4 separate regions of the Homo sapiens genome follow, and regions 2, 3 and 4 are each linked to region 1. The links are chromatin contacts, found by Hi-C or POLR2A ChIA-PET in ENCODE. All regions are on one chromosome and are shown on one strand. The core of a region is the stretch at or near the end of the contact, and the rest is flanking DNA. Distances in the headings are between cores, read along the strand shown.

Region 1 (7,578 bases), core at 2,564-5,063:
ATCCTTGCAAATATATATTTCAACAATCTGGTCATTTTCAACCTGAACATTTTTTTCAATCTGAACATTACTCTTAACTAGTACTTGTACATTTTTACAATATTATGATTGAAGTTTGTAAAGATGATCCAATATGTCTTCTGAATCATAGAAGAATTATTAAATTAGGATATGTTTTTATTATTTGCAAGCTGGTAATCCGGTCTGTTGTTGTTTCTTTTTCTTTTAACACTTCTAGACTAATCGGAGCATGCTTATCAGGTATCTAACCTTGGGCTCATTCTTTGATCATCTTTGACAACACAGAGTTTACACTCAACAAACATATAGCAACCAACAGCTGATAAATTTAAGATTCATGCTATTATAGCAGTGTCTATCACAAAATAATTGTGACTTAACTAAAATTTTAACAAATGCCACATAACTCTTTTTAATAAAAACATAATTTTTCCACAATGAAGCACAAACAGATATATCTTCATTTCTAATTTGATAGAATGTAGTCTGCTGGTGTCACCAAGACAGTAGATTTCAGGAATAGGCCAGATCTCATTTTAATCTGAGTTAGGACAGATGTTCAAGTTTGACTTAAGAGGTCTTATCCAGTTACATCTTAACTCACTCCTGACTTCCCCAGAGATGGGTACGATGGCTCTGCCTACAACAGAGGGCCTACAGAGGGACTTCTTTACATGATCCTCTGACAAACATGAGCTGAGCATGATGAGTATTAGGGTTCCCTAGAAGCAGAGCCTAAGGTGGGGCATGATTCTTGGGCCAGTGATTTAGAGCGAGTGCTCTCAGCAGCAGCGGAGTGAGAGAAGCAGGATATGGCTGGAGGAAAAAACCTAAGCTCGCTGGAAACAAGCTCTAGCCTAATCCCAGGAGGAGCTCTGGAGTAGGATTTACACCACAGAATTGGTCAACCTTGAGGCAAGGTACCCTTGTACTCTCATCATCAGTTAGTCATTGCTTTTGGCTGCAGGGTTGTGTGTGTAGGGGTTGGGGTTATTAAACAGAAATCTCCCAGGCAATGAACCTCTTCTGCAGAGTGCAATTCTGCAGAGAAGGAAGCAGCTGTATTCATCAGCTAATACCCACAGCAGCTGGGGGATGGATCTATCTGCCTTGTAAAGGGGGCCTGAACTGGTCACCAGCTGTGTAAAACACTATGGTATAGAAACACTGTCATATATATGTTAGGACCCCAGAACAGCTCTGAAGAAACAAATAACTGAAACATACTGAAGAAAGCACTGCAGAACCTGAACACTTAAATTATGTACGTAGAGCATTGCTTCTAAAAATATGCTATGAGTACGACTAAGGATGCTAGGAACACATCTCCCTTTCTAACATTGGGTTTACGAACATCCTCTCCCCTCAACTACCCAGTTTGCTTAGCAGTAGCAGCTGGTGGTGAATTCTGCCATTAGGGCAAGATGCCCAGCAAGGAAAGAACTGGGTTGGTTAGGAGAATTTAAGGCAGATGAAGTCTCTGGAATGGGGATATGGTGTGTAGGGTGAAAGGAGCTAAAAGGGAAAGGTTTCTTTGTGTATGAAACCCACTCACCAATCTCCACCATTTGTTTATTTCTACCGGCCCTAGAGACACTCTTGTTGGCTCGTCTTTCCTCTGCCAACACTTTTGCTTTGCATCAGGATTTTTCTCTTTCCTCGCCTCTGAAACTCGACTTCTCACAGCTCTACCCCTTACACTGACACTTTCTAATAGTTTGACAGCTAGAAATAATGGAGAAAATTAAGTAAAAAGTCTTTCCGTGCTACCTCTGTTATTTTTGTTTTTAAATTTGGCCAAGCCCAGACATGTGTGCTATCGTTGGGTGTTGGGGGAAAAAATAAAAGACAAGATGATTTGTCTGCAATTCAAACCCAAGAGGGTTTCCTAGGTGTGGAGTGATGGGTTCTGAAATGCCAAATGAGAAAGAAGGTCAGGGAGCTACAAAAGAGGTACAGAGGTAGGGACAAGGCAGTGCTTCATTTACCTTCAGCAAACCTGGTGATTTACCTTCTCCTTCAGTCCCTTCACCATCACCAATCCTTCCCCTGAAAAAACCATTGTGGACTGCCTGATGATAAGTTGGGAAGTGAGAGTGGGTAGGTGTGGAGCAAGAATAACAACATCCTGGGTACCGTACATTCTGAAGGAACAGAGGGAATTCCTGTTTTGTTTTAACCTGGGACAGAGGGGATTGGTTTGTTCTCTCCAGGCTGAGGCAGTAATTCCTGACTCTAGGGACTGCTGATATGGAAATTACTACTACCACTCTGGGTGGAGTCAGATGAGTATATTAAAGAGTCTCATTGTACTGTCCTAAAATAAGCAAGATCTTTGCTAATATCCAAGCTTTACAGAACGGTGGGATGAGGTGAAGGCCCTGTACCTTTATCCCCAGTGGTCTTCAGTACTATAGGAAGTAATGGGGCCTGTGTGGCACAGTGGAGGGCAATGAGTGAGCTGGTTATGCCAATTCCTACTATAGTCACCTCCTTGGCTGCCAGCCTTCAAGGGAGAGATCTTTGCCTTAGTGGGTTCTGCCCTTCTGCTTCTGAAGAGAACCTAGTCTTTCTGTATGGGCATTCAGGCAATTCTTGGGGTGGGGAGTTGGGGGAGAGAGAGCACTTGAAAAGAATTTATGGTGGCCTTTTTCTCAGTGATATTTGAGAAATACCAAGACACATCTGAATGTATCTGAGTTTAAGTCTTGGCTCTATTTGTTATTAGCTCTGTGACCGTGGGCAAGTTATTGATTTATATGCAATCTGACTAATCTGAGTTTTCTTAGCTGCTTTAAGCAGACAAAGAGGACAGGAAAGGGTAATACACTTAAGAACCAGCAAAGGGCTATTGTGAGGATGAAGCAATAACAACAAAATGGGTTTAAAGCACTTATCATAGTGCGTGGTCCATAGAACTGCAAACGTTGGATTTTGCTTATTTTAGGACAGTACAAAGAGACTCTTTAATATACTCTTCTGACTCCAGCCAGAGTGGTAGTAATTTCCATATCAGCAGTCCCTAGAATCAGGTATTACAGCCTCAGCCTGGAGAGAACAGGGCAATCCCCTCTATCCCAGGTGAAATGATTATTATCATTTATTATTTATTAGCCAGAGGTCTTAGGTGAGATCAAATTCAATCATTATAATTTATATTTCAATATACTGCTTAACTTCATGATAGGCAATGTTCTAGGTGCTCCTCACATGTGAAATTTTAATATTTTTACTGCAACTCTGGAGGTAAGTACTATTATTATACCAATTCTACAGATGAAAAAGCCAAGGAATAGCATGCTTGAATCACTTGCCCAAGATGCCATGTTTAGATAGTGGTACAGTGGGGATTCGAACGCGGGAGCTCAGGTTTCAAAGTCTGTGCTCTTTACATATGCAGCTAAAGAGTCAGACAAGAACCAAAAGGAGATGGAGAATAGAGGGTAGAAAGGGCACAGGTTCAAGGTGAAAGGTCAGAAACTGCAAATTCGGAGTTTGGGTTGGTCTAGCAGCTTAAAGGCGTCATCATGAACTGTTCACCTAAGTAAGTTAAGCTCCTGTTTGAGAATGACTGATAAGCTTGCAAGCCAACTTACAAACAAACTGGGGAAATGTTCCAATAGATGACTAAGTCTTTTAGGTCTTTTTACCTGTGTTTTTCGGTCTCTATACCAGATTAGTCGCCTGGCTCTCCCAAACAGACCGGCCAACTGACGTAGTCGCGAAACGGTTAATGTCGAGGCGGGGGCGGGGGAGGCGGAAATAAAGAGAGCGGAAGCAAAGAGGATTGTGGGAGCTCCGTTGTGCGTCGCTTAAGTGAGGGCGGCGGATGGGCGAAGGTCCGGTGACTGCGACTGTCGCTGCTTTCTGAGGCCACAGGAAAGGGGCCGTCGGTCGCCGCCATGACAGCGAGCGAGGCGGAGGTTTGTAGCACTTCTTATGGGCTGAGGGCGTAGACACATCCTGCTTCCAGCCTAGCAGGCAAACGGGAACGGAAGTGATAGGGGATCAGAAGTTGCGAGGGGATGAGGAGTAGGGGAAACTGACAAGCGGACGGACCCGGCGGCGAGAATTGATGGCGTAGCTGTAGGATTAAGGGGCGTGTCAACTGTGTTGTGTGTGTTGACACTGAGATGTGTGAATCCCCTCATTATTTTTAGCTGGGGACAGGCGGGGTCTATGGGGGAGGGGGCGGACGGATGAATGGAGGATAAAATCAGGGCGAAAACGTGTTGTCTGCTGGGCACCAGTACATCTGAGTCACATCTCAGCAGGATGATTTTATTGGAAAGATCTAGGTCCCTGGTTTCAGATTCTGCTATTGATGCGTTGATTGATTTCCCTTACCAAAATACCAAGTACCTGCTCTGTGCTGGGTACTGCACTAGAGGCTCCGGATGAGGAAAGGAATTAGGCTTTTTCCTCGACATTTACAGCCTGCCGGTTGCTATCTGCATTTGGAGACAGGCTATTACAATACAAGGAGACAGAGATAGATCCTGTGTTATGAAAATCTATTGGGTGCCACCGAACTCATCTGGGAGTTGAGATCTGGGACGGCTCTTTGATGCGGTGATTTAACATATATTTTGAAGACAAAATAAGCAGGGCAAAAACGAAGTGCAATTTTCCTCCAAGCACCTTCCCTCCCTGTTGAGGTGAACTGGAGAACTGAGTAGCATTTAAGGCCCAAAATTAGTGTATTTCTTTTTTTTTTTCTTTCTTTCTTTCTTTTTTTTTTTTTTGATAAGGAGTCTCTCTACTTCTGTCGCCCAGGCTGGAATGCAGTGGCGTGATCTCCGCTCACTGCAACCTCCGTCTGCCGGGTTCAAGTGATTCTCCTGCCTCAGCCTCCCGGGTTGCTGGGATTAGAGGCACCCACCACCACTCCCGGCTAATTTTTATATTTTTATATTTTTAGTAGAGACGGGGTTTTACCATGTTGGCCAGGTTGGCCTCGAACTCCTGACCTCAAGTGATCCGCCTGCCTCGGCCTCCCAAAGTGCTGGTATTACAGGCATGAGCCACCGCGCCCGGTCCCCACAACTAGTTTATTTCTGGTAAGAGCATTTGCCCATCACAATGGGACTTCCAGGCGCCTCTGGAAGAATCAGTCTTACGTGAGTGCAAAGCCTGCAAGCTCTGGGTAGGACTACGATGGAGGTGCTAGTTACTTGGTTTTCCAGCAAACTCGGTTCACAGCAGGGAATTGTGCACCCACCAGAAATCCTAAGCAATATTTCTCTGAACAAGAAAAGAAGCCTCTTTGTTTACCAGAGAAACAACAGTATAGCAGTCTAAGTCAGTGGCTCTCAAACTTTCCTGTGAATCAGAATCAGATGGAGCGTTTCTTAAAACCAAGATTGCTAGGTCCCATCCACAGAGTTGCCCCTACAGTTGGTCAGGAGTGGACCCCCGAATTTACATTTCTAACTAGTTCCCAGGAGATGCTGATACTCCTGGACATGGGGCCATACTTGGAGAACTATAGGTCTAAACGGAGCTGACAATAAATTGGAAAGAATATCTCCTGGAATCTCTTAGAACCCGGGAGGCAGAGGTTGCAGTGAGCCAAGATTGCGCCACTGCACTCCAGCCTGGGCAACAGAGTGAGACTCTGTCTCAAAAAAAAAAAAAGAATATCTCCCCTAGGGAAGGCTAGGCACACTCCTAAACGTCAGGCATGTCTGAATTCAGACACAGTAGATATGAAATAAAATGGACTTATTTGACACTGCTTAGAAAATCTTTTTATTTTTATATTTGTATAATTTTATTGTATATTTACAAATTGTATACATTTATAGAGTTCAAAGTGGTATTTTATATATATACAATGTAGAATGATTAAATCAAGGTAAATAACATATTCATCACCTAAAATTTTATCTTTTTTTACACAAAAATGACTCAACATGGAATTTAATAGTTTTTTTGTGGTGCTAACATTTGAAATGTACTCTTAGCTCTTTTGGAATATGAAATTTTGAAATATCACCACCATTCTATTCTCTGTGTTTGTGGGTTCCATTGTTTTAGATTCCACATACAAGTGAGAACATGAAGTATTTGTCTTTCTGTGCCTGGCTTATTTCACTTAGCATAATGTTCTCCAGGCTCATCAATGGACAGATTTTCCTGATTTTTGAAGACTGAATAATATTTCATTGTGTATGTATAGCACATTTGCTTTATCTGTTCATCCACTGATGGACACTTAGGTTGATCCCATAACTTGGCTATTGTGATAAATCCTGCAATGAACATAAGAGTACAGATATCTCTTCGACATACTGATTTCAAATTCTTTGGATATATACCCAGAAGTGGGATTGCTGGATCATATAGTAATTCTATTTTTAGTTTTTTGAGGAACCTCCATACAGTTTTCCATAATGGCTGTACTAATTTATATTCCCACCAACAATGTATAGGGTTGCCTTTTCTCCATATCCTGGCCTGTTATCTTTCACCTTTTTGATAATAGCCATTCTGGAAGGTGTGAGATAATATATCATTGTGATTTTAATTTGCATGTCCCTAGCGATTAGTGATGTTGAGCATTTTTTCTTATGCCTGTTGGCCATTTGTGTGTCTTCATTTGAGAAATGTCTATTCGGGTCCTTTGTCCATTTGTTAATCAGGTTGTCTTTTTGCTACTTAGTCATTTGAGTCCCTTATATATTTTGGACATTAACACCTTATTAGAAGTAGGGCTTGCAAATATTTTCTCCCAATCTGTAGGCTGTCTCTCCCCTCTGTTAATTGTTTTCTTTGCTGTGCGGAAACATTTTAGTTCGATGTAATTCCATTTGTCTAGTTTTGCTTTTGTTATTTGAGCTTTTGGGGTCAAACCCCAAAATTCATTGCCCAGACCAGTGTCCTGTAGTTTCTTCCCTAGGTTTTCTTCTTGTAGTGTTATGGTCTCAGGTCATATATTTAAGTCTTTAATAAAATGGATGTGTTTTTGTTGTTTGTATGTTTTGGATGGTCGAGCAAAGGTCATCTTCCTGAACTAAACAAAGCAAATTGTTTTTCTCCATTGTACTTGTCACAGTGACTTATACCATAAATTGTTTAAAAACACAAAGTAGCAGTTTTCTATTCAAATCCCTTGCTGATTTTTATATATTCAAGTAGTTGTTTACAGTGGAGTTCACACCTCCACTGTATCAACAACGAAAAATGAAGTGTTCCTAATTTCTGGTAATAAATTATGTTTGAGGTTAAAAATTAAAAAGACAATGTGACAAGCTAATTGACAGACAAAGATTAGTATAAGAAGTCAGAATTGGTAGGTAGTTCCACCCCCACCAATAAAACTCTCCCTTTAGAAGAAATACAGTTATTCACTGCATAGTGGCATTTTGGTCAACGATGGACCACATATATTATGGTAGTCCCAGAAGATTATAATGGAGCATATATAGAAACCTGATATACAGCACTTGATATTGGCATTGCAGATCAGTTGCGGTAATGATTGATGTTCATTATTGGTACTGGAACATTTTGTTTTCCATATGAGAAAAAAAAAATATATATATATATATACAC
Region 2 (7,578 bases), core at 2,787-5,286, 3.6 Mb before region 1:
GTGGCCATAGACAACAAGATCGAACAGGCCATGGTGAGTGGCATCACTGCGTCATTCTCATCCCCTGACTTAGCTGCTGCTTATGTAACTCTGGGCAGGATTGAGGGAATGGGTGAAAAAGCCCTTAGCCAAAACCCTGAGGAAGCCGACAGCCTGCCTCCTATCCGCACTGGAGGTGGAGTCTGATTAGAGTGGCACCTTTTAGGGCATTTCCAGTCTTCCCTTCCTGGGCTCCCTCCTTTCTTCCTCCCTCCTCCATCTCAGGTCTTTGCCGCAGGCTCTGACTCTCTCCTGGGCCTGTTGTTGGGCAGGGAGCTCAGACTCTTGCATTTGTGTGCATCGTGCAGCTGGCAAGGGGCTGAGCTCATTGGATGCAACAGCACTGCAGTGCCTCTGCAGAGCCTGGACTGGGGTCAGGAGTTGGGTGGAAACAGGAAGCGAAGCACCCCACCCCTGTCCCTCTCCTTACCAGGTAGAGGTCATACTCCAAGGAGCAGCCACAATGGCTGCAGAGGGTTAGGGCTTCAGCGGTTGGGAGCCACTTAATTGTGCCCTGGAGCTTAAGGACACCTTCCCTGCCCCCAGTGCAGTCATCAAATTCAGAGAGGATGCGGCAGTTCTGTACCTTTCCCCAAGGCCAATGTCCTGTGTGCTAACTGGCCGGCTGCAGGACAGCTGCAATTCAATGTGCTGGGTCATATGGAGGGGAGGAGACTCTAAAATAGCCAATTTTATTCTCTTGGTTAAGATTTGTACAGCAGACAAACAGTATGGGATGCATTGCAGGTCTACCCTTCCCCCAGATCTGGATCGGCAGCAGTAGGGGCTTATGTAAAAAGGGGGACATAGCAAACCACTGGCAAACAGCAGAAGTGTCACCCCAAAGGCCCCTCAGCAGCCAGCTTTGAAAGTCATTAGAAACTTGCAGGGGAGAACCTATCTAGTTCAAAGCTGGGCTCTCAACTCCAGCATAAGCCAAATCATGTAGCTCTCCTGAATGAGGGTTTAAGTGCTTCAGAGAAAGGTGAACGAGGAATTGGACTTGCCAGACCAGTTCACTGAGGGAAGGCTGGAGGGCCCTGGCATTAAGGACAGCACAGGCACACCAATGACAGAGCAAAGGTGCTGCAGAGGGGCCACGATGGCTAAGGAATGGCTTTGTTATGATTCCCTCATTGGCAGGATCTGGTGAAGAATCATCTGATGTATGCTGTGAGAGAGGAGGTGGAGATCCTGAAGGAGCAGATCCGAGAGCTGGTGGAGAAGAACTCCCAGCTAGAGCGTGAGAACACCCTGTTGAAGACCCTGGCAAGCCCAGAGCAGCTGGAGAAGTTCCAGTCCTGTCTGAGCCCTGAAGAGCCAGCTCCCGAATCCCCACAAGTGCCCGAGGCCCCTGGTGGTTCTGCGGTGTAAGTGGCTCTGTCCTCAGGGTGGGCAGAGCCACTAAACTTGTTTTACCTAGTTCTTTCCAGTTTGTTTTTGGCTCCCCAAGCATCATCTCACGAGGAGAACTTTACACCTAGCACAGCTGGTGCCAAGAGATGTCCTAAGGACATGGCCACCTGGGTCCACTCCAGCGACAGACCCCTGACAAGAGCAGGTCTCTGGAGGCTGAGTTGCATGGGGCCTAGTAACACCAAGCCAGTGAGCCTCTAATGCTACTGCGCCCTGGGGGCTCCCAGGGCCTGGGCAACTTAGCTGCAACTGGCAAAGGAGAAGGGTAGTTTGAGGTGTGACACCAGTTTGCTCCAGAAAGTTTAAGGGGTCTGTTTCTCATCTCCATGGACATCTTCAACAGCTTCACCTGACAACGACTGTTCCTATGAAGAAGCCACTTGTGTTTTAAGCAGAGGCAACCTCTCTCTTCTCCTCTGTTTCGTGAAGGCAGGGGACACAGATGGGAGAGATTGAGCCAAGTCAGCCTTCTGTTGGTTAATATGGTATAATGCATGGCTTTGTGCACAGCCCAGTGTGGGATTACAGCTTTGGGATGACCGCTTACAAAGTTCTGTTTGGTTAGTATTGGCATAGTTTTTCTATATAGCCATAAATGCGTATATATACCCATAGGGCTAGATCTGTATCTTAGTGTAGCGATGTATACATATACACATCCACCTACATGTTGAAGGGCCTAACCAGCCTTGGGAGTATTGACTGGTCCCTTACCTCTTATGGCTAAGTCTTTGACTGTGTTCATTTACCAAGTTGACCCAGTTTGTCTTTTAGGTTAAGTAAGACTCGAGAGTAAAGGCAAGGAGGGGGGCCAGCCTCTGAATGCGGCCACGGATGCCTTGCTGCTGCAACCCTTTCCCCAGCTGTCCACTGAAACGTGAAGTCCTGTTTTGAATGCCAAACCCACCATTCACTGGTGCTGACTACATAGAATGGGGTTGAGAGAAGATCAGTTTGGGCTTCACAGTGTCATTTGAAAACGTTTTTTGTTTTGTTTTGTAATTATTGTGGAAAACTTTCAAGTGAACAGAAGGATGGTGTCCTACTGTGGATGAGGGATGAACAAGGGGATGGCTTTGATCCAATGGAGCCTGGGAGGTGTGCCCAGAAAGCTTGTCTGTAGCGGGTTTTGTGAGAGTGAACACTTTCCACTTTTTGACACCTTATCCTGATGTATGGTTCCAGGATTTGGATTTTGATTTTCCAAATGTAGCTTGAAATTTCAATAAACTTTGCTCTGTTTTTCTAAAAATAAACTTGGTGTCTGACTGAGTATAAATGGACTGGGTGGGAGAGGCCCCTCACCCAGTAGGGGCTGTTTTGCTGACCCCCTGAATATCCCTTGAGCACCCTGTCAGTGCCAGGCCTATGCTGCAGCCGTGATCTCGTGTCATCTGCACAATACTCATATGAAGGACATGCTGTTTGCCCTCACTGTCTGGATAAAGAAACTGAGACTCAGCGAGTTTAAGTGACTTGCCCAAAGTCACATGGCTATTACGGGAATTAGGACTCAAGCCCAGATCCTTCCTCCCTCTCCTGCTCCGCTTTCATATGAGAGCTTCGGAGTGAGTGGCAAGGTGACTCATAACACACAACTGTAGCTTGAGGGGGTGATTTGGGAGGAAAGATACCCCGAGGAAGGCCCAAAAGAAACAGGCAGGGTATACATAGGAGGGAGCGAGAAGAGCGGAACCAAATCAACAGGCGTGGGCCTCTTCTGTCTTCTGAAAACATCACTGGGCTCACTTAATGCATTCTCCTTAATACCAATCCACATGTGACACTTGACTTGGCAAAGGAGCTAAGAAGGCTCTAGTAAGAGAAGGAGGGAGAATGTATGAGGTAGCAAAACCACCCCCCTTTCCTTTGCTCTTCCCCTTACTTCCAGCCAAGGAAAGATATCCTCAGTCCCTGCTGAAAGTTCTCAGGGACACTGCTGAAAGTTCTCTCACCAAACCCACCAACCACGTGGGTAGGGCCAAGTCTAAGGCTCCTGGCTCCAGATTCCTTCCTCCACCTCTCTTTGGGGTTCATTATCACCCATCACCCTTTCCCAGCTCCATGTCCCCAGCATCCAGAGACCTAGCATTTCTCTGATTGGTTGTTGATGAGTGCTTAGTGTCTCCTTTACCACGCCCTAACCTGAACTTCCTCTGGACCCTGAGCTGTGTTCTAAGCCCACTATGTTCCCAAGGGAAACGATCACCTCTCTTCAAGTGACTCCATTCCATCTCAGCTTCTGGTAGCATATATACCTATCCTTTTCCCACTTGAAATTGGGGAAACAGAACTCCTTGATTTTCCTGAGCCACAAACCTCAGGGTGACCAAGATATCTTGCCCCCCGCCCCTTACATCAACCACTGCCTAAATGTAATCAAAATGACATGCTTCTTCCTCTGTAAAGGTCATACATGTTGACATTTTGGGTTTTTTTTTTTGGTTTTTTTTTTTGAGACAGGGTCTCACTCTTGTTGCCCAGGCTGGAATGCAGTGGGGCCATCAAAGCTCACTGCAGTCTCAACTCCCTGGGCTCAGATGATCCTCACCTCAGCCTCCTGAGTAGCTGGGGCTACAGGTGTGCACCACCACTCCTGAATATATATATTTTTTTGTATTTTTAGTAGAGATGGAGGTTTCGCCATGTTGCCCAGGCTGGTCTCGAGCTCCTGGACTCAAGCAACCTGCCTCCTTGGCCCTCCAGAGTGCAGGGATTATAGGCATGCGCCACTGCACCCAGCTGACCTGTTCTTTTCTAATCACCAAAACCCTTCAGAACATTGCAAACTCCTGCTTGCTGGCCTCTCAAATCCCAATTTCCCCACCTGCTCCCAACCTTGCTATTCATAATGCCAGGTTCATTGTCTATACCTGCCAACTGGTTCATGGCATGCAGATTCCACAGCTGCTGGTACAGATACAAACTTCAAACGAGTGCATTCAAAGCCCCCTGGCAGCCATTCCTCACCCTGACCAGCTCTCCCAGTCCCCACTTACTCCCAAATCCCCACCTTTCAAAATTAGCTCAGAGACTTTGTGGCTATTTGGTTCATCTTCTGTAGACTTCCCATGCCAGACTTGCAGCTGAATGAGAAAAAGCAGATGAAAAAAGGAAACCTAGAAAATAGCCCAACAACGCCCCAAACCTCTCTGGTCATCAAGCCTTTCTCTACAAGAAAGGGGAAAAAACTGGCCCCACAGTCACATAGTGGTAAAGAGAGAACAACTTTGTTTCCTAGGCAACGCTGACTAAACAGAGACAAACACTGCAACTTCTGAGGCCACAGCAGTTACTAGGCTAGATAAGAGGAAGTTTGTAGATGTTTCTTAGTCACATACAGGAGCTGCTTTCTGTTGTTGTTTCTCCACAGAAAAGTGACTAAGGGTGGAGGAAGGCAAAAGAACACGTTGCTCCTGGAAAGACTTCCATGGGTTTTAGGCTTCTGGGCTCAGCTGGTCCAGCTGGACCCAGAACGAGGAAAATAATAATGAGGCTTGAAGGAGTATGCATCCCCTGCCTGCTTTTGCCACCTCTGCATGTGCCCTCCCATCTATTCTCTCATCTCATCCTCATGGAGGCTTCCCAGCATAGCAGCAAGGATCACAAGAGCACTGCTCCCTGGCCCCGCTTCCGAGTACAAAACATTCTGTTTCCTGCCCTTAGAAAAAGAGGCAGTTATGATTTACCTCCATTTGACAGACGAGAAAACTGAGAGCCAGAGAACTTAGTGCTACTCCCATGGCTCCCACATGTCCCATGGGGCAGTGGTTCCCAACCTTAGTGACAATAAGGGCCCTTTTTTTATGTCAAAAATATTCTCAAACCTCCCCCAACTCTATAGTACTTGAACTTTTGGTATTCATTGAGAGAGAAAGAGAGACTCGGGTGGGCGGGGCCGGGGGGGGGGCGGCAGGACACATAATTACAAACACTGGCTGTGAATTCAGTGGGCCTTAAAGGAATTAATTATATTCACTACAAAATCAAAGACATGGATTTGAAAGCTAAAACAACAATGCATATATTAATTAGCTAGATTGAGCCATTCCACAATGTGTATATATTTCAAAACATCACAAATGCATACAATTTTAGTTGTGTCTGTCAATTTAAAGAAAAAGTAGACTAGAACAGAAATGTGGGTGATGGGTTATTTCCAGACAAGGACTGCTTGGGACACAAAGTGTGAGGCTTTCAAGCTGGGGATGGCCACAGAGGAGGGTGTTCCAGGAGGGCTCCGACAAGGAAGCCAGGGGCAGGGCCTCTGGGACCTGGAGTATCAGCAGAAGGACTCCAGAAAGACCATAGGAAAAAAGGTGCATGATCCACTGTCCTTTAAGGTATTGTGAAGTTGGCTGGGTGCAGTGGCTCACGCCTGCAATCCCAGCACTTTGGGAGGCCAAGGCGGGCAGATCACCTGAGGTCAGGAGTTCGAGACCAGCCTGGCCAACATGGTGAAACCCTATCTCTACTAAAAATACAAAATTAGCTGAGTGTGGTGGCGCATGCCTGTAATCCCAGCTACTCGGGAGGCTGAGGCAGGAGAATTGCTTGAACCCAGGAGGCGGAGGTTGCAGTGAGTCAAGATCACACCATTGCACTCCAACCTGGGCAACAAGAGCGAAACTCCGTCTTAAAAAAAAAAATGATAAAATTATTGCAAAGTTGCCCTCACATCATCCACATCATCAATCCTATTTATGCTGGAAAATCTTGCTTTCAACTCTCAGCACCTCTCCTCCTAGTTGGTTAGAAATTAATGGACATAATTACAGCTTTGTAGACGGCCCAGTTCCTCAGGTTATCTCATGTACAGGAGCTTGTTGAAACCCAAACACTTAATACTTAACCGCCTCCACAAGATCAGGCAAGGTTTAACAGAGAACTCGATCAGTTAGGTATTCCAAGCAGACATGGTTTCCAGAGATGAGCTGGCTGAAAGAGGAGGTGATCATACTAATTACTAATAATAGCTAACACTTACATGGCACTTACTTTACGCTAGAAACCGTCATAAGACTTTTTACATCTGTTGACTCTTAATCCTGTCCACAGACATATGAGGTATGCCCTATTGAGATCACCATTCTACACATGAGAACATGAAAACACTACGGCACAGAGAGGTTAAGCAACTTGCCCAAAGTCATACAGCTGGTGAATGGCAAAGCCCACATTGGGGGGAGGCAAGATTAATGCACTGAGAAGCAGGATAGAGAATCTGAACAGTTTTCATAATTCCTCCAACGTAACCAGAAGTGTTCCAGGGCTCATGGTGGGAAGGGGGAAATAGAAGAAAGACCACCCCAAACTAGCAGAGGGACTAACACAAGGAAAATAAATGACTAATGAGCACGGGAGGGGTGGCAGTGAACAGAGAAGAAGGTAAGCGGGAGGGTGGGAGGCTCACTTGGCTGGCTCCCAGCCAAGTGACTTTAGATAGAATCTAAGAGGTCTCAGGGAGCCATGGTAGGCTTCTGAGCAGGGAAGTGATGTGATGCAAAAGATATTTGTAGAAGATGGGTCCTGGCAGCTGGAGAGGCTGGAATAGGGAAAGGCTAGTGATGGGCCAGCTGTTGCTGTAATCCAGGTGTGAGGTGATGAGGGCCAGCTGGGGCAGGGATAGGGGTAGTAGAAGGAAGAGGAAGGGACAAAGCCAAAAGACACTGAGAGGCAGTATTTATTTCTCCAAGTGCAGTCTGCAGTCCACCCACATCAGGTTTGTTGGGAAGTTTAAAATGTGGATTCCATGCTCCACCCCTACACCAAAGAGCCGAGTAGGACTGGGGAATTGATAACTCTTAACAAATCCCTCTTGGTGCTGGAGTATGGGAAAGTTTGAGGAATCTCCACTAGGTGAAAAATCAGAATTACTTGGTGGCAAAGTAAGCTGGGGAGAAGACAGCAAGGTAGCCACAAGTCAAGGATGACATGAGTTTTGGGTTTGGGTTTTTGTTTTTGTTTTTTTTAATTGTGGTGAAATAGACATAACATAGAATTTACCATTTTCACCCATTACAAATGTACAGTCCAATGCCATTAATTATGGTCACATTGTTGTGTAACCATCACCACCATCCTTCTCAAGAACTTTGTCATCATCCCAAACTGGCACTGTAT
Region 3 (7,578 bases), core at 1,697-4,196, 3.5 Mb before region 1:
GGTTATATAAAATTATGGCATAACCATAAGGTAAGACTATATAGCTATTTAAAATTACATGAACTAGCCCACCTCAGTGGTGCATGCCTGTATTCTCAACTACTTGAGAGGCAGAGGCAGGCAGATCACTTGAGCCCGCGAGTTTGAGGATGCAGTGTGCTATGATTGTGCCTGTGAGTAGCTATTGGACTCCAGCCTGGGCAACATAGTGAGACCTCATCTCTAAAAAATAAATTAAAATCTTTAATAATAAAAAAAGAAAATCATATATACTAAATATTAAAGGGAGAAACTGTTCAAAATATATTGCTAAGTGAAGAGAGCTATAAATGTATTAAACATTCTTGAAAAAGTGTATCTTACACAAATATCTGGGAGGTCAGAAATGATAATGTGACATTTATGTCAGGTGGCAGAATTAAGAGGCATATCTTCTCCCTTCCGTGTTCTAAATTTTCCACATTTTCTGCAATATTATCACCACCCCTTCTTGTCAACATTTACTGTTGTACTTATTATGTTTTGGACAAGATCCTAAGAACTTTACTTCTATCTCATTTAATCCTCATAACAACAGTATGGGTAGGTACTACTTTACAGATTAGATTATTGGGGCAAAGAAAGGTTAAGGATTCAGATCCAAGTTCTCTGATTTCAGCACTTTTAACACCCACCCCCTCCGTGTGTGTGTGTGTGTGTGTGTGTGTGTGTGTGTGTTTCCTAAATAACCAGACAGCCAAGGATGATCCTTATGTTAGAAGAAAAGCTACTCTGCTCAAGAGAGCATCAACCAAGAGTCACCTGGGGGAGCAGTTATAGGGAGCAGTTACCATTTCTTCAGTATAGGAAAAACAAAGATAGGGGGAACTCCATAAAAAAAAATGTGATTATGTTCAATGAAGATTTCAGAATATCTAGGAAACAAGAAGCTAATGATTAAGCCAGAAACAAGAAAATCTAACCAGTCAGCAATTATCCATGTTGGACTTAATAGAAATCAATCAGTAGAAAACTAAGTTGTCCTCCCCCTCTCCTCTCCCAATATAGCCTCAGGTTCTGGGGTGCTGCATTATGCAGAGGGCAGAAGGATTAACACAAGGAGAAAATAAAGCTTTCATGCCTTCACATTTTTCCTAGACGCATAGGAAAAGGATTAAATATCCACAGGGGCCAAAGAAAACCTCTAAATGAAAAACATTCTTGTCCCCTAACTATATTGCCAATCACAAAGTCTAGTCCTGTTTTGTATTCTTTATTAAGGCCCATGAGCCATAATGGTTTGGAAAAATCTAAAGACAGCAGTTTGTAAGCCTCTTTTAACTAAGGTATTGCCTGGTTACAGATGGCAATGTTTACACTATCATTTGCATCACAATCAGTAGCACAATAATTCGGGAAGAAGCTGTCCATTATCGGTGACATTACTTTATCAGCTGGGTCTAAAAGAGATAAGGCGAGTTAAACTTGGAAATCAGTCCAAAGAAAGCAAAAAAGTAAGCAAAAACATTTAGGAAAAAATATTCGAAATATTCTTATCTGATTATTAGGTGAAAACTTTCCCCTTAACAAATCTGTAAGATTGTGGGCAGGGCTCTGATTTAATCGATAGGGTAACAATAAAATACAAATTACACCTATCAGAAACTAAAGATCCCACACTTAGGTGGAAGGGGCACTGAAATAATCAGGTAACCAAGTCATCTCTAAAACAGTCCCATGGTGCCGGTAGAGGGTGTAAGTCGGAGTCGAGGAAGCAAGTTTTACTGGCAAGGCAATGGAAAAAACGCAAGTTGCAATGCACTGTCCAATCCTAGTCTTCCACTACATTGCCTGTCCTCAATTATCTTTAACATTCAGGTATAAAATTGTTTCCTAAATTCCCTACACAGAGCTTAAAGAAGGAGCCAAGTCCAGGATGGACTCGGTTACTGAAAAATACGCTTTTGCATTATCTGTACCACTAGCTGCACTGGGGAAGGTCAAACATTCCAGAATTGAGATTTCCAAGATTTTTTGGATGGCTCAAGCTGAGATGCTGGCTATCAAGGATGCAGAGTCAACGCATCACTTTAACAAATCAACTAGATTTATGGCTCCAATTACTCAGGTAGATGATTCATAAGATGAGAAAAGCCAACGCTTGCTGATCTAAGGGAAGTCGTAATAATTTTGGCGCCTGCAGTATATAATGTCAGTTTCCCTCAACACCAAGCCGAACGGACCAACACCATTTCGAATCAAAAAGCTGCTTATTGGACTCTAGGAAAAGAAAGACCAGGAGAGCTCAGTACGCAGGTAGGCTCTCTAAATGCAAGCTAGTCTAAGAGCTGAAGCAACCCAGTCCAGCCTGGGTGGCTCAACAGCAAAGCCAAGCCACGTGTCCCTACCGCCCTGGCTAAGCGTCGGTCCCCTCTCGTCGCTCTATGCAGCCACTATCTATTGGGTCCCCCAGCCCTTGCCCTCAAACGCAGAAGCTTCGCCTCACACTCCATCTTTTGACTCCACCCCACCGCACGGTAAGAATGAACGTGACCCTCCCGCGAGAGGTAAAATAACGGAAACAGCCCGTGGGGTAGGCTAGTCACAGAGCTGCACCCTCTCCCCCCAACCCCCAGTCTGTTTGAGCTCAAGCGGCGACCCCATCCCTCCTATACTCTGCCGCCTGGGCAGGTGAGGTCTAGTCAGGGTCCCAACTTGGTCCTTACCAGGTCTCCTGGTTGCTGAATTTCTTAGTCACCACCTTGCCTAGCTCCAGGCCCAGGCGGTCAGCAATTTTCTGAGATAAGTCCTGGTGGGAGCTGCCGCTGAAGATTTTGATATTCGGCATCCTGGCCAACTACCCTAAGCACTCCACTAAGCGATCACGGCTGCTGCAGAGACCGGAACCGAAGTCGGCCACAGACTCAATACCAAGCGCTTTGCGTTGCTACTCCGCCATCTTACATTCCCGCCCGGCGCGCGGCTCTAAATTACCCAAAGCGGCGGAGGTGGGGTCAGCGGCGAAGTCCACACCCCGCTGGCAACGATTAGCTAAGAGGGAGCGAAGGGCGGGGTTTGGTCCTCGGTGTAGCTCTGCCTCCTTCCGATTCTCTCAGGTATTGGGTGAAGAGCATGAACGGGGGCGAGACTAACCCATAGCCCGGCCCCCTGTAGCTAGGCTGTTGGGGACAGGAGACGTTGGACTGGGGGTGGAGGGATGCTGGTGACGTCTGAGGCCAGATCGTTCCCGCTAGCGGGAAATCAACCATGCCTGCTTTTTTATTTCCCCTCCCTCAGCGCAGGAAAGTAAGTCTGGCTCTGGTTTACAGTTTCCTTTAAGAAAATCTGTTTATCAGGATGACAGCCACGAGTTTGCATGTTTCTGAACACATTTTTTATCTCTTTATAAGGATGGGGCTGAATTAAAACACTTTTACATCACAGACGTGCATGCAAGGAGTTTGCTTGCCCATTGTAATTGCAGTGTCGCCTTTGCCTGCAAGACAGTTTACATGGGGGAAGTGACTGAAGGCATGCCACCTGAATCATCCAAGAGACACTGCAAGAGAAAGTTGTTTTGTTTCTAGTGCTGGAACCAAGTATGTTGAAACAAGTGAAGGAAGATGGATTTTCCAAACTATCTGGACAATAAAGATCTAACTTTTATAGCCCTCGGAAAGGAAAGAAAGTATAGTGTTCTATGGGACTTCAGATAAAGAGCCCTGAAGGGATTTGAAAAAACCTGGGTTTTAGTCCTGTCTGCCTCATGTAAGCCTCAATGTCATCAGCTACATGTTGCTAATGTGGCCTTTTACACCATGTTTTATTATTTTTATAGCGATACTTGTTAATTGGACCTAAGTGAGCCTTTATTCTTGCACCATGTTTCCATTAAGCATATTTTAAGCATGGGTTAGGAGAAGATAAAAATCATACAATTCTGGAATCAAAAGTGACCATAGTGCTCATAACTACCAAATGTAAAAATAGAAGGGACCTCAGAGATCATATAGTCGTTTTACATATGATAAAACTGAGATGGAGGTGGGAGAGGGATTTATCTAAGTGGCAAAGGCAGAAAATACTCAAAGCAGCATCCTGTCTTTGTCTTACTGCTATTTTCAGCAGTGTCCATGGAGGACTTCTCCTTCTGACCTTTTTTGCACTTTTACAAGCTCAGAAATTTAATGTAGGCCCATGTATATAGGAATACTTGGAGAAGGAAGTAAACTGCAAGGCAGAATATTAGTAGTCTTCCATCATAGGCCATTCATCAAATATTTACTGAGTGTTCTATTGCATGCAAGGCAGTGTGCAAGGCGTTGAGGGGACTACAAAGTATTTGCCCCAAGGGATTCGTTCATTCAATAAATATTTAGTGAACATTCTTTATGTGCTAGGCCCTGTGTATTGGCACAAGAATACATTAGTAAACAATTAAAAATACCCTGCTGTCATGGAGTTTACATTCTCAAACAATAAACATGTAAATAAGCAAAATGCATAGTATGTCAAATGGCAATAAGTGTTGTGGAAAAAAAAATCAGGCAAGGAAAGTGGGATAATGTGCCAGAGTGTAGAGGAGAGGAGTACAATTTTAAGTAGGGTGGTCAGAGAAGACCTGTCTTGGAAGGTAACATTTGGGCAAAGACCTGAAGGAGGAAAAAAAAAACAAAAAAATGAGCCATGTTGATATCTCGATAAGCAAAGAGAACAGAAAGGGCAAATACCCTAAGGCAGATGTATCTCGCTTGTTTGAGGAATACCAATGCGGGACGAGTGTTGTGTGGTGGAGGTGGAATGTATCTATAAGAGAAAAGGAGGAAAGTGAGGTCAATGAGATAAGAGTGATTGGAGGCCGGCCAGGCACGGTAGCTCACGCCTGTAATCCCAGCACTCAGGGTGGCCGAGGTGGGCGGATCACTTGAGCTCAGGAGTTCAAGACCAGCCTGGGCAACGTGGCGAAACCTCGTCTCTACAAAAAATACAAAAATTAGCCAGGCGTGGTGGTGGGCACCTGTAGTCCCACTGAGGCAAGAGAATCACTTGAACTTGGGAGGCAGAGGTTGCAGCAGTGAGCGGAGATCGCACCACTGCACTCCAGCCTGGGCGACAGAGTGAGATTCTGTCTAAACAAAACAAAACAAAACAGTGATTGGGGGACTCAGGTGGGCACGATGGCTCATGTCTGTAATCCCAGTACTTTGGGAGGCCGAGGCGGGCGGATCACTCGAGCTCAGGATTTGCAGACCAGCCTGGGCAACATGGCAAAACCTTATCTCTACAAAAAATACAAAAATTAGCTGGGCATGGTGGCAAGCACCTGTAGTCCCAGCTTCTGGGGAGGCTGAAATGAGAGGATCACTTGAGCCTGGGAGGCAGAGATTGCAGTAAGCCGAGATCGCGCCACTGCCCTCCAGCCTGGGTGACAGAGAGAGACCCTGTCTCCAAAAAAAAAAAAAAAAAGGGATTGTGGGGAGAGTGCTGATCATGCAGAACCTTATAGGTTATTTTAGGGGTTTTTGCTTTAACTGAGTAAGAATTTTTAGCAAAGAGTGACATAATCTAACTTCCCTTTTAAAAAGATCACCCCAGCTACTGAGAACAGAGTGTAGGAGGCAAGATAGGAAGCAGGAAGACCGATTAGGAGTTAACTTCCAAAGAAAGTTGATAAGACATTTATACAAATAATTACAAAGCACAGACAATGTAATACGCTACCATAGAGAAGCCTGTGCTTGGATAATGTGGAGGCTGCTGTAACAAGGAGACTCTAAAATATAGCGGCTTTAGTAAGACAAATTATTTCTCTCTTGCATAACAGGCTGGCTGGTCTAAGCCAGTGGGATGATTCTGCTCCATGCTAGGTCATGGACACATCCACATTCTAGCTCAGAGAAGAGGTCTAGGCAAGGGATTTCCTTTTAAGCAAGTGAGATGAAATTTATCCATCCCACTTTCTCTCACATCCCTTTGGCAAGAGCTCAGTCACAATTCGCACCTAACTGCAAGAAAGACTAGGAAATGTTTTGTTAGGTGGCCCTGTTCCCAGAAAGAAGAGAGAATGAATTTTGGGTATGCAACTAGAAGTCTCCCATAAGGCCCAAACAAAATGCTCTGCAGGTCCAGAGGTAGAAGATATCACCTCTGCATGGAGTATCCTGGGAAATATTTTTGGAGGTAGAAGCACATGAACTAGGCCTTGATTGATGAGTAGGGTTTTGACAGGCAATGATTGAGAGGAGGTGGATCTCCCAGGCAGGAAGAAAAGATGAGGAAGCAGAGAGAGGTTTTGAAGAAGAGAAAATAGTTTAGTTTTGCTGGAATATCAAGTACCATATTGGGACTTCATTCCGCAGGCAATAGGAAGCCATTGACTGTTCTGGAGTAAGAGCATGACACGATCATAACTGTGCTTTAGGTAAACTTTTCTGTGTGGGGTGAAGAATAGAGAAGAGATTGGAGGCAGGCAAACCAGATTGGGAGAGCAAGTTAGTAATGTCATTAACTATGCCAGTAGCTGTAGGGTTTAAGAAGAGGAATGATAAAGACATTGTGAATCTGAGATTCACTAATCTCAGATTAAATTAAAATTAAATTAATTAAATTAAAATCTCAGATTAAATTAAAAGGGGTCCTTTTAGAGATTATGGACCCCTTTGAGAATTTTATGACCACTATAGATCCTCTCTCCAGCCACAAGTATTCCTCATTTTATCACACTTTGCTTTATTGTGCTTTGCAGATACTGCATTTTTTACAACTTGAAGGTTTATGGCAACCCTCTATTGAGCAAGTCTATTGATGCTATTTTTCCAAGAGCATGTGTTCATTTTGTGATTCTTTGTCACATTTTGGTAATTCTTGCAATATTTCAAGCTTTATTATTATTATTTTATATCTGTTATGGTGATCTATGATCAGTGGTCTTTGATGCTACTATTGTGATCATTTTGGGGTGCCATGAACCATGCCTATATAAGACAGGGAACTTAAATGATAAATGTTGTGTGTCTTCTGTGTTCTGACTGTTCCACTGACCAGCCATTCCTCCATTTCCCTGTCTCTGCTCATGCCTCCTTATTCTCTGAGGGACAACACTATTGAAATTAGGCCAATTAATAGCCCTGCTATGTCCTCTAAGAGTTCAAGTGAAAGGAAGTGTTGCACATCTCTTACTTTAAATCAAAAGCTAAAAATGATTAAGCTGAGTGAGGAAGACGTGTCAAAAGCTGAGATAGGCTGAAAGCTAGGTCTCTTGTGCCAGTTAACCAAGTTGTGAATGCAAAGGAAAAGTTCTTGAAGGAAATGAATAGTGCTACTCCAGTGAACACATGAATGATAAGAAAGCAAAACAGCTCTATTGACAATATGGAGAAAGTTTGAGTGGTCTGAATAGATCAACCCAGCTACAAAATTCTCTTAAGCCAAAGCCTAATCCAGAGCAAGGCCCTAACTCCCTTCATTTATATGAAGGCTGAGAGATGTGAAGAAGCTGCAGAAGAAAAGTATGAAGTTAGCAGAGGTTGGTTTATGAGGTTTAAGAAAAGAAGCCATCTCGCCTGTAATCCCAGCACTTTGGGAGGCCAAGGTGGGCGG
Region 4 (7,578 bases), core at 2,942-5,441, 3.1 Mb after region 1:
TACTTGGGAGGATGAAGCAGGAGAATTGCTTGAACCCAGGAGGCGGAGGTTGCAGTGAGCTGAATTCACACCATTGCACTCCAGCCTGGGCAACAAGAGTGAAACTCCATCTCAAAAAAAAAAAAAAAAAAAAAAAAAAAGGAAAAGAAAAGAAAAAAAGAAGAAAAAAAAGCAATTCTCCTGTTTCAGCTCCTGAATAGCGGGGATTACAGGCATGCACCACCACGCCCAGCTACTTTTTGTATTTTTAGTAGAGACGGGGTTTCACCATGTTGGCCAGGCTGGTCTTGAACTCCTGACCTCAGGTGATACTGCCCGCCTCAGCCTCCCAAAGTGCTGGGATTACAGGCATGAGCCTCCTTACCCGGCCTTAGGTGGTTTTTGATCAAGGAGAACTTTAGAATTGTGGTGCTTGTCCAAGATGGCGATGCTCCTGCTTGGTAAATTTTAATATGTTATTTCTGAGAGCGAATGCTGTAGCCTCTCAGCTATCTTTTCCTTGCACCAAAATGAGAATGTTTGACAAATTCCTAGGGATTTCACTTTGTTGTGATTTGGTTTGCTAATAACAAAATTAAGTAAAAGGTTATCTTGGTTCCAGCTCTTATTTGAGTTAACAATATTCCTTATCATCTATGACATATCCACTTACTGACTTTCTGGTTGAAGGGTCTAACCTTTCCTATAATACGGGGTATTTCTTTCCCCTCTTACAAATGTAATGATTTCGCTTTTATAGTAGAATATGCTTTACCAGATTAAATAAATATAAAGGGGTTAATGGCTAAATAATTACATTATAGCTGCTTTAATCTCTTTTCTCTCTCTACCCCTCAGGGTTTTCCTCCTTGAATGACAGGCCTGCTTTAAATGAATTTGCCTGGATGCTCAAAATAGGTGGGGGTGAGGGAGGAAATGCCTTCTCTCTTTCAGCAGACAAGATGGAATTCAGTTTAATTAATCAAATATTAATATTTATTGAGCTCGTATGGGACACCTGATTCTGTGCTAGGCACAACACAGAAGGCCAAAACGAGAAGTGATAAAGGAGCAGAAGGGCTTGGGAAGGGGAAGAAAGGGGAAGAGGAGGTGATAAAAGGTGTAGAGCTGTCTAGCCATATAAGAGGGGATTAAAAGATGAGAAAGGGAAAATAGAGCCAAAGGTAAATTCTCTGGCCTGGTCTCACTTGATAGCCCTGCATGGGCCTAGAAGGCTGAAGCAGTGGTTTGAGTTCAAATTTTGCTTATGAGCCATGAGAGCAGTTAGGATAGTGGCAATTTGAGTCAAACATTTACCTCCTCAAGGGTTTAGGATGGAAGTGAAATCTCTCTTTAAAAAACAAGAAACATACACGTGTGTGTTTGTGTGTGTGTGTGTGTGTGTGTGTGTGTGTGTGTGTGTTGTGGGGGCCAAAGTCATTGGCCCCTGAAGGTTCACTAAAATATCACTGATATGAGGCTGATTCATAGGAGAAAAGGCATACAAATTTATTTAACATGTACACATGGGAGCCTTCATCATGGAGACCCAACCTCCCAATAATTAACAGAAGCTTATATATCATCTTGAAATTACAGAAAGAGACCAGGCGTGGCTCATGCCTGTAATCCCAGCACTTTGGGAGGCCGAGGCGGGCAGATCACGAGGTCAAGAGATCGAGACCATCCTGGCCAACATGTTGAAACCCCGTCTCTACTAAAAATACAAAAATTAGCTGGGCGTGGTGGTGCAAGCCTGTAGTCCAGCTACTAGGGAGGCTGAGGCAGGAGAATCGCTCGAACCCGGGAGGCAGAGGTTGCAGTGAGCCGAGATCGCGCCACTGCACTCCAGCCTGGGTGACAGAGCGAGACTCCATCTCAAAAAAAAAAAAAGCCGGGCGTGGTGGCTCACGGCTGTAATCCCAGGACTTTTGGAAGCCGAGGCGGGTGGATCACGAGGTTGGGAGATCAAGACCATCCTGGCTAACACGGTGAAACGCCGTCACTACTAAAAATACAAAAAATTAGCCAGGCGTGGTGGCGGGCGCCTGTAGTCCCAGCTACTTGGGAGGCTGAGGCAGGAGAATGGCATGAACCCGGGAGGCGGAGCTTGCAACAGTGAGCCGAGATCGCGCCACTGCACTCCAGCCTGGGTGACAGAGCGAGACTCCACCTCAAAAAAAAAAAGTAAGAAATTACAGAAAGAATGTGGACGAACTCAGAGTATATACAAAAACAGGTTTTAGTGGCAAGATAGGTTATGGAAGAAAGGAAGAGACTTGGTTTGTGAAGGTGGCCTTGTCATGTAGAGGAAGCCTCCTTCCGAAAGAATAGCTGGTAAATGCTTCTTTTCAAACTTTTAAAGATGTCAGACTCTCAATCTCTCCTGGATCCAGGTAAGGCATAGAAATGGGAAGCTTGGCTGTATTCAAGGAGGTTCTCTACAGATGCAAATTTCCCCCATCTCAGTCCTCTGGTCCTGAGGCAGCCATTTCAAACATATGGCAAATACATTTATTTTGGGGTAAAATATTTTTATTTTCTTCAGAATGTATGAACACACAGTATATCAACTTATTTTGAATGATAATAGCTAACTTTGTGTACTTACTGTATTCTAAGCACTTTGTGTGTATTAACTCATTTAATCGTTGTCACAACCGTATGAGGTAGGTAAAATTATTGTGGACATTTTTTTTCAGATGATGAAACTGAAGCACTGAGTAATTAAATAACTTGCTCAGTGGACACAGCTTATCAGTGGCAGATCTGCTGGGGGTGGTGGCTTATGCCTGTAATCCCAGCACTTTGGGAGGCCGAGGCAGGCGGATCACCTGAGGTCAGGAGATCGAGACCAGCCTGACCGACGTGGTGAAACTCCATCTCTACTAAAAATACAAAAATTAGCTGGGCGTGATGGTGCACTCCTGTAATCCCAGCTACTCGGGAGGCTGAGGCAGGAGAATCGCTTGAACCTGGGAGGCGGAGGTTGCGGTGAGCCGAGATCACACCATTGCACTCTAGCCTGGGCAACAAGAGCAAAACTCTGTCTCAAAAAACAGAAAAATAGAAAATAAGTGGCAGATCTGGGCTTTGAATCCTATTCTGACTGACTCAATGTTTGCTGCTATTTGAAGTATTGGGCCTTGTTTAATTTACTACTGTACTCACTAAGGCTAACACATTGCCTTGCACATAATAGGCATGTTATGCTTTGAATAAATATTAATACATGAAATGTTGACTACAAAGTGTTTTCCACTTGAGCACAATTACTATTAAGCATAAAAATTAAATATCATTAAATGTACGTTCACTATTTTTTTTTTTTGAAACGGAGTTTCACTCTTTTTGCCCAGGCTGGAATGCAATGGCATGATCTCAGCTCACTGCAACCTCCACCACCTGGGTTCGAGTGACTCTCCTGCCTCAGCCTCCTGAGCAGCTGGGATTACAGGCGTGCGCCACCACGCCTAGCTAATTTTTGTATTTTTAGTAGAGATGGGGTTTCACCATGTTGGTCAGGCTGGTCTCGAACCCCTGACCTCAGGTGATCCTTCCGCCTCGGCCTCCCAAACTGCTGGGATTACAGGCGTGAGCCACTGCACCCACCTCGGTAGGTTCACTTTGCTGTAAATTTTACTCTATTAAAGCAACAATATTTTACAGCACACAGATGTGTGTATACTTCAAGTTTTCTTACTCGTGGCTGGGCTAATGACTCCTCTAAAAATTAGAGGTATTACTGAATGTAGTCCAGGAGGTAGTGAATCAACCAAAAAGAGACATCTGTCCTCTTTTTGAGTTCTGTAGTTGAAGAAAAAGATTATTTCTGAGGGTTTAGGATTTAATAGTCTTGAGTGGGATCCAGTGAAGAAACTATAAAGTATTTTTCTGATGCAGTGTTAAAAGAGAATGAATGCTTGAGAAACCCCACGGCCCAGAATAGATCTGGCTTTTACCAAAGGATGCCATTTCACGGAACCACCCTGTTTCTCATCTCCCAATCTTCCAACCCGTTAGGGATCTGATGTCTGCAATTCTATCATGAGAAAACTATTCCTTGAGTTGGAAGACTTAAACTGCAAGCACCCCTGGGATGGCTAACGCAGTTAACACTGCAGTGTGAACGTCTTCGTGAGTCTCTTATGTAGATCCACCAATGGGACGGTGAGGAAAGAGCAGGTGGTGGGCGGGGCCCCGGGGAGGGGAGGAGAGGAGAACTTAGAGAAGGAAGGCGGCGGGTGTCAGGGCTATGAGTGCTTTTAAGGAAGGTCTCCATAGAAGGTTCCCCCAGCAAAGTAGGGAGGGGTACTCCCCGAGAGGAGTCGAGGTGCCGGAGCCTGCTGCCTCGCCGACGCTGGGAGGAGCCCCGTGTCCCGCCGCGCTTGCCAAGGGTTGGCTGCGCGTGCGGCGGGAGTAGAGGCGCCTTGCGCACCAGGAAGTGACTGTTTCCCCGCCGCAGCAAACCAGGCCATCCGCTGGCCTTTTAGTTTGCCGCCTCAGGTTTGTAAGAGGATTTATTGGTTACGAAGGAAGGTAAGGTGGATAAATAGCCCGGAAAACCTGATTTAACCCTTGCTTTACAGAAAACTCCCTACTATGCCAAACTGTCCGCGGGGCGGGGAATGGAGGAGGCAGGCGGGGCTGGAGACGGGACCCGACGGTGACTGCGCAAGGTCGTGTACGGCCCAGCGTGGGCCTGTGCCCTAACTCCTCCCACTCCCTTACTTTCTGTCCTTCCCGGGCCCTGCAGACCGGCCAAGTTTAGTGGTAGCCTTTCCTAGTGTCTCCTCTTTGTTAACCCTTCCTACAGACACAGTGGGCAGAACTTGCCTAAAGAAGAAGGGAATGGAAGGGCTAGTGGAGTCTTGTTGGGGAGACAAGGACCTGACTGCCTGTGGGCTGCATTCGGGACACGACACAGCAGTCAACCCATTTGCTTGTTTGGTTTAGCAAGGAATAGTGTCTGGAGCCGGTCCAGCTGAAGGAAGGGTGAGCAGAGAGTGCAAGCAGGACCCTTGTCGGTGGGTGAACATTTTGCTCCAAAAGGGATCCTTGGCCCTGCGCAGGTGAGACCTACCACATAGTCTCTTTGATTTGAACCTCTCTGAGCACAGGAGAGTTAGCCTGCCTTCCTATTTGGGCTACTCTGGACTCCAGGACTCTTCCTGATCAATTCCTGAGGCAGGTATAGAACAGTCGAGCACGACTGCTCACACGCTTTTTTTTTTTTTTGCTGAGGAAAAAACTCCCAAGCATTTTTATTTTTTATTTGTTTGAGACGGAGTCTAGCTTTGTCACCCAGGCTGGAGTGCAGTGGTGCGATCTCGGCTCACTGCAACCTCCGCCTCCCGGGTTCAAGTGATTCTCCTGCCTCAGCCTCTGGAGTAGCTAGGATTACAGGCGCCTGCCACCACGCCCAGCTAATTTTTGTATTTTTAGTAGAGACTGGGTTTCACTCTGTTGGTCAGGCTGCTCTCGAACTCCTGACCTTGTGATCCGGCTGCCTCGGCCTCCCAAAGTGCTGGGATTACAAGCGAGAGCCACCGAGCCTGGCCCCCAAGCATTTATTTTTTATTTTTTATTTTTATTTTTGAGACAGAGTTTCACTCTTGTTGCCCAGGCTGGAGTGCAATGGTGTGATCTCGCCTCACCGCAACCTCTGCCTCCCAGGTTCAAGCGATTCTCCTGCCTCAGCCTCCCGAGTAGCTGGGATTACAGGCGTGCGCCACCACACCCGGCTAATTTTGTACTTTTAGTATAGACAGGGTTTCTCCATGTTGGTCAGGTTGGTCTCAAACTCCTGAGCTCAGGTGACCTGTCAGCCTCGGCCTCCCAAAGTGCTGGGATTGCAGGCGTGAGCCACCGCACCTGGCCCCAAGCACTTATTTAAAACAGGACAAAATATAAAAAGAAAATAGTCTCTTCTGTGAACAAATGTCTCCCCTGACATTAAGAAAGAAACAGAACTCACCTTGACTAGTATGAGTGTGCTGCCTTGAAAAAGAAATTTCACCACAGAAGTTACTAAATATGACAGGCTCTTTACCTAGAATGATGGCTGGTTGGCACCTTGAAATAATAAGGTCCTGTTTTAAACCATACTTGATAATTTGGAAGAGACCTAGATGGACAAGGACCCTCCTGCTGGGGTATAGGGCAAATGAACTACAGTCATGGCAGAGTCACCAGTGAGAGGACCCACACACTCACAAAAAAGTCTAAATGTCGTTGGGGTGGGAATAGCTATCTTCAAATTCCCCAGCTTCCTTGTCCCTCCTCTGCAAATCCTCAAATGGGCCTGCAGTTTCCTTCCTCCTGACTTTCCTGCTGACTGGAGGGACAGGACCCCTCTCCTGGATCAGCTCTACTCCCTTCCCCTGTAGTCTGGGCTTCAAGGCCACTGGCCTTCTCAGACCCACCATGTCATTCTTTATGTCTCTTGCCTCTTCATTCATTTCCTTTCTCTGGCTTTTGCCATCCTCCATATCGAATACGTACATTCTCACAGGCCACACACTTTTTTTTTTTTTTTTGAGAAGGAGTCTCTTGCCCAGGCTGGAGTGCAGTGGTATGATCTCGGTTCACTTTAACCTCTGCCCGGGTTCAAGCAATTCTCCTGCCTCAGCCTGCTGAGTAGCTGGGATTATAGGCGTGCGCCACCACACCCAGCTAATTTTGTATATTTTTGGTAGACAGGGTTTCACCGTGTTGGCCAGGCTGGTCTCGAACTCCTAACCTCAAGTGATCCACCCTCCTTGGCCTCCCAAAGTGCTGAGATTACAGGCCTGAGCCACCCCGCCTGGCTTTTTTTTTTTTTTTTTTTTTTTTTGGAGACAGGGTCTCCCTCCCGGGCTGGAATGCAATGGCACAATCATAGCTCACTGCAGCCTTCAACTGCTGGACTTGTGATCCTTCTGTCTCAGCCTCCTAAGTAGCTAGGACTACAGGTGTGTGCCACCACACCTGGCTAATTTTTAAAACTTTTTGTAGAGACCGGATCTCGCTATGTTGCCCAGACTGGTCTCAAACTCTTGGCCTTAAGCAATCCTCCTGCCTTGGTCTCCCAAAGTGCTGGGAGTTACAGTTGTAAGCCACTGCACCCGGCTGCCACACACTTTTGAGAGTATTAACAGGTAGTCCAGCACAGGCCATAACCTCACTACACTCCAGCAGGCACTCATGTAGAGGGTCAGAAAATTTATGTGTCTATGTGTGTGTATGTTGTTTTTTAAATTTCCCACAAACTGTACTCATCCTCACAGCACTTGCATGCATTGTTACATCTTGTCAGTTTTGCAGGTTGGAGATGTTGAGGCATGAAGAAACCAAGTGATATGCTTTGAATCAGAGCCTAAGAAAGAGCAGTGACACATGTTGAGCACTGGCTGTCTTAAGCACAGTCCTGAACATGTCATATATTTGAATGCTTTTAATTCTCACCAAAACTGTGAAAGATAGGTGTTCTCAGTCCTATTTGTATAGATGGTGACACTGAGATTCATAGCACTTAAGTATTAATATCTTACCTAAAACCGCATAGCTAGTGAGAAGTAGAGCTGGGATTAGAACATGGCTCCAGCCGAATGTGGTGGC

Evidence for each region. Hi-C counts contacts between places; a loop is a spot of excess contacts on that map. ChIA-PET counts read pairs that join two places held with the same protein, here RNA polymerase II (POLR2A). Pooled maps may share reads with other maps.
Region 2: a pooled map shows a loop between it and region 1 (5-fold over the local background). The contact joins the enhancer-like site here to the promoter of SLC25A53 in region 1. A Hi-C loop is called at or near these places in 1 of 37 single-sample maps with no recorded cell type and 3 of 50 pooled maps. POLR2A ChIA-PET finds 5 or more read pairs at or near these places in 1 of 52 experiments (OCI-LY7).
Region 3: a loop to region 1 is called in a pooled map, with 14 times the contacts of the local background. The contact joins the promoter of PRPS1 here to the promoter of SLC25A53 in region 1. A Hi-C loop is called at or near these places in 7 of 50 pooled maps.
Region 4: a loop to region 1 is called in a pooled map, with 12 times the contacts of the local background. The contact joins the promoter of TRMT2B here to the promoter of SLC25A53 in region 1. A Hi-C loop is called at or near these places in 7 of 50 pooled maps.

What each region holds. Positions count from the first base shown.
Region 1 is chrX:104,153,244-104,160,821 of GRCh38, reverse strand. SLC25A53 (solute carrier family 25 member 53) reads left to right here and starts at 3,813. Exons shown (of 2, transcript NM_001012755.5): 1 at 3,813-3,944. It also overlaps a transcript of FAM199X not described here. RefSeq lists an enhancer at 3,740-4,039.
Region 2 is chrX:107,708,354-107,715,931 of GRCh38, reverse strand. It overlaps TSC22D3 (TSC22 domain family member 3), which reads left to right. Exons shown (of 3, transcript NM_198057.3): 2 at 1-33; 3 at 1,183-2,711. The coding sequence ends at 1,413. Among named protein-coding and RNA genes, the nearest start is that of TSC22D3, 64 kb to the left of the region's middle. Within about 2 kb of position 4,036, at least 26 of the 41 ENCODE cell types and tissues checked have a DNase peak (open chromatin) inside an H3K27ac peak, as active enhancers do; they include OCI-LY7, where a contact is called at or near this core.
Region 3 is chrX:107,623,878-107,631,455 of GRCh38, reverse strand. PRPS1 (phosphoribosyl pyrophosphate synthetase 1) reads right to left here and starts at 2,946. Exons shown (of 7, transcript NM_002764.4): 1 at 2,706-2,946. The coding sequence starts at 2,827. RefSeq lists a silencer at 3,059-3,108.
Region 4 is chrX:101,048,724-101,056,301 of GRCh38, reverse strand. TRMT2B (tRNA methyltransferase 2B) reads left to right here and starts at 4,191. Exons shown (of 14, transcript NM_024917.6): 1 at 4,191-4,485; 2 at 4,569-5,051.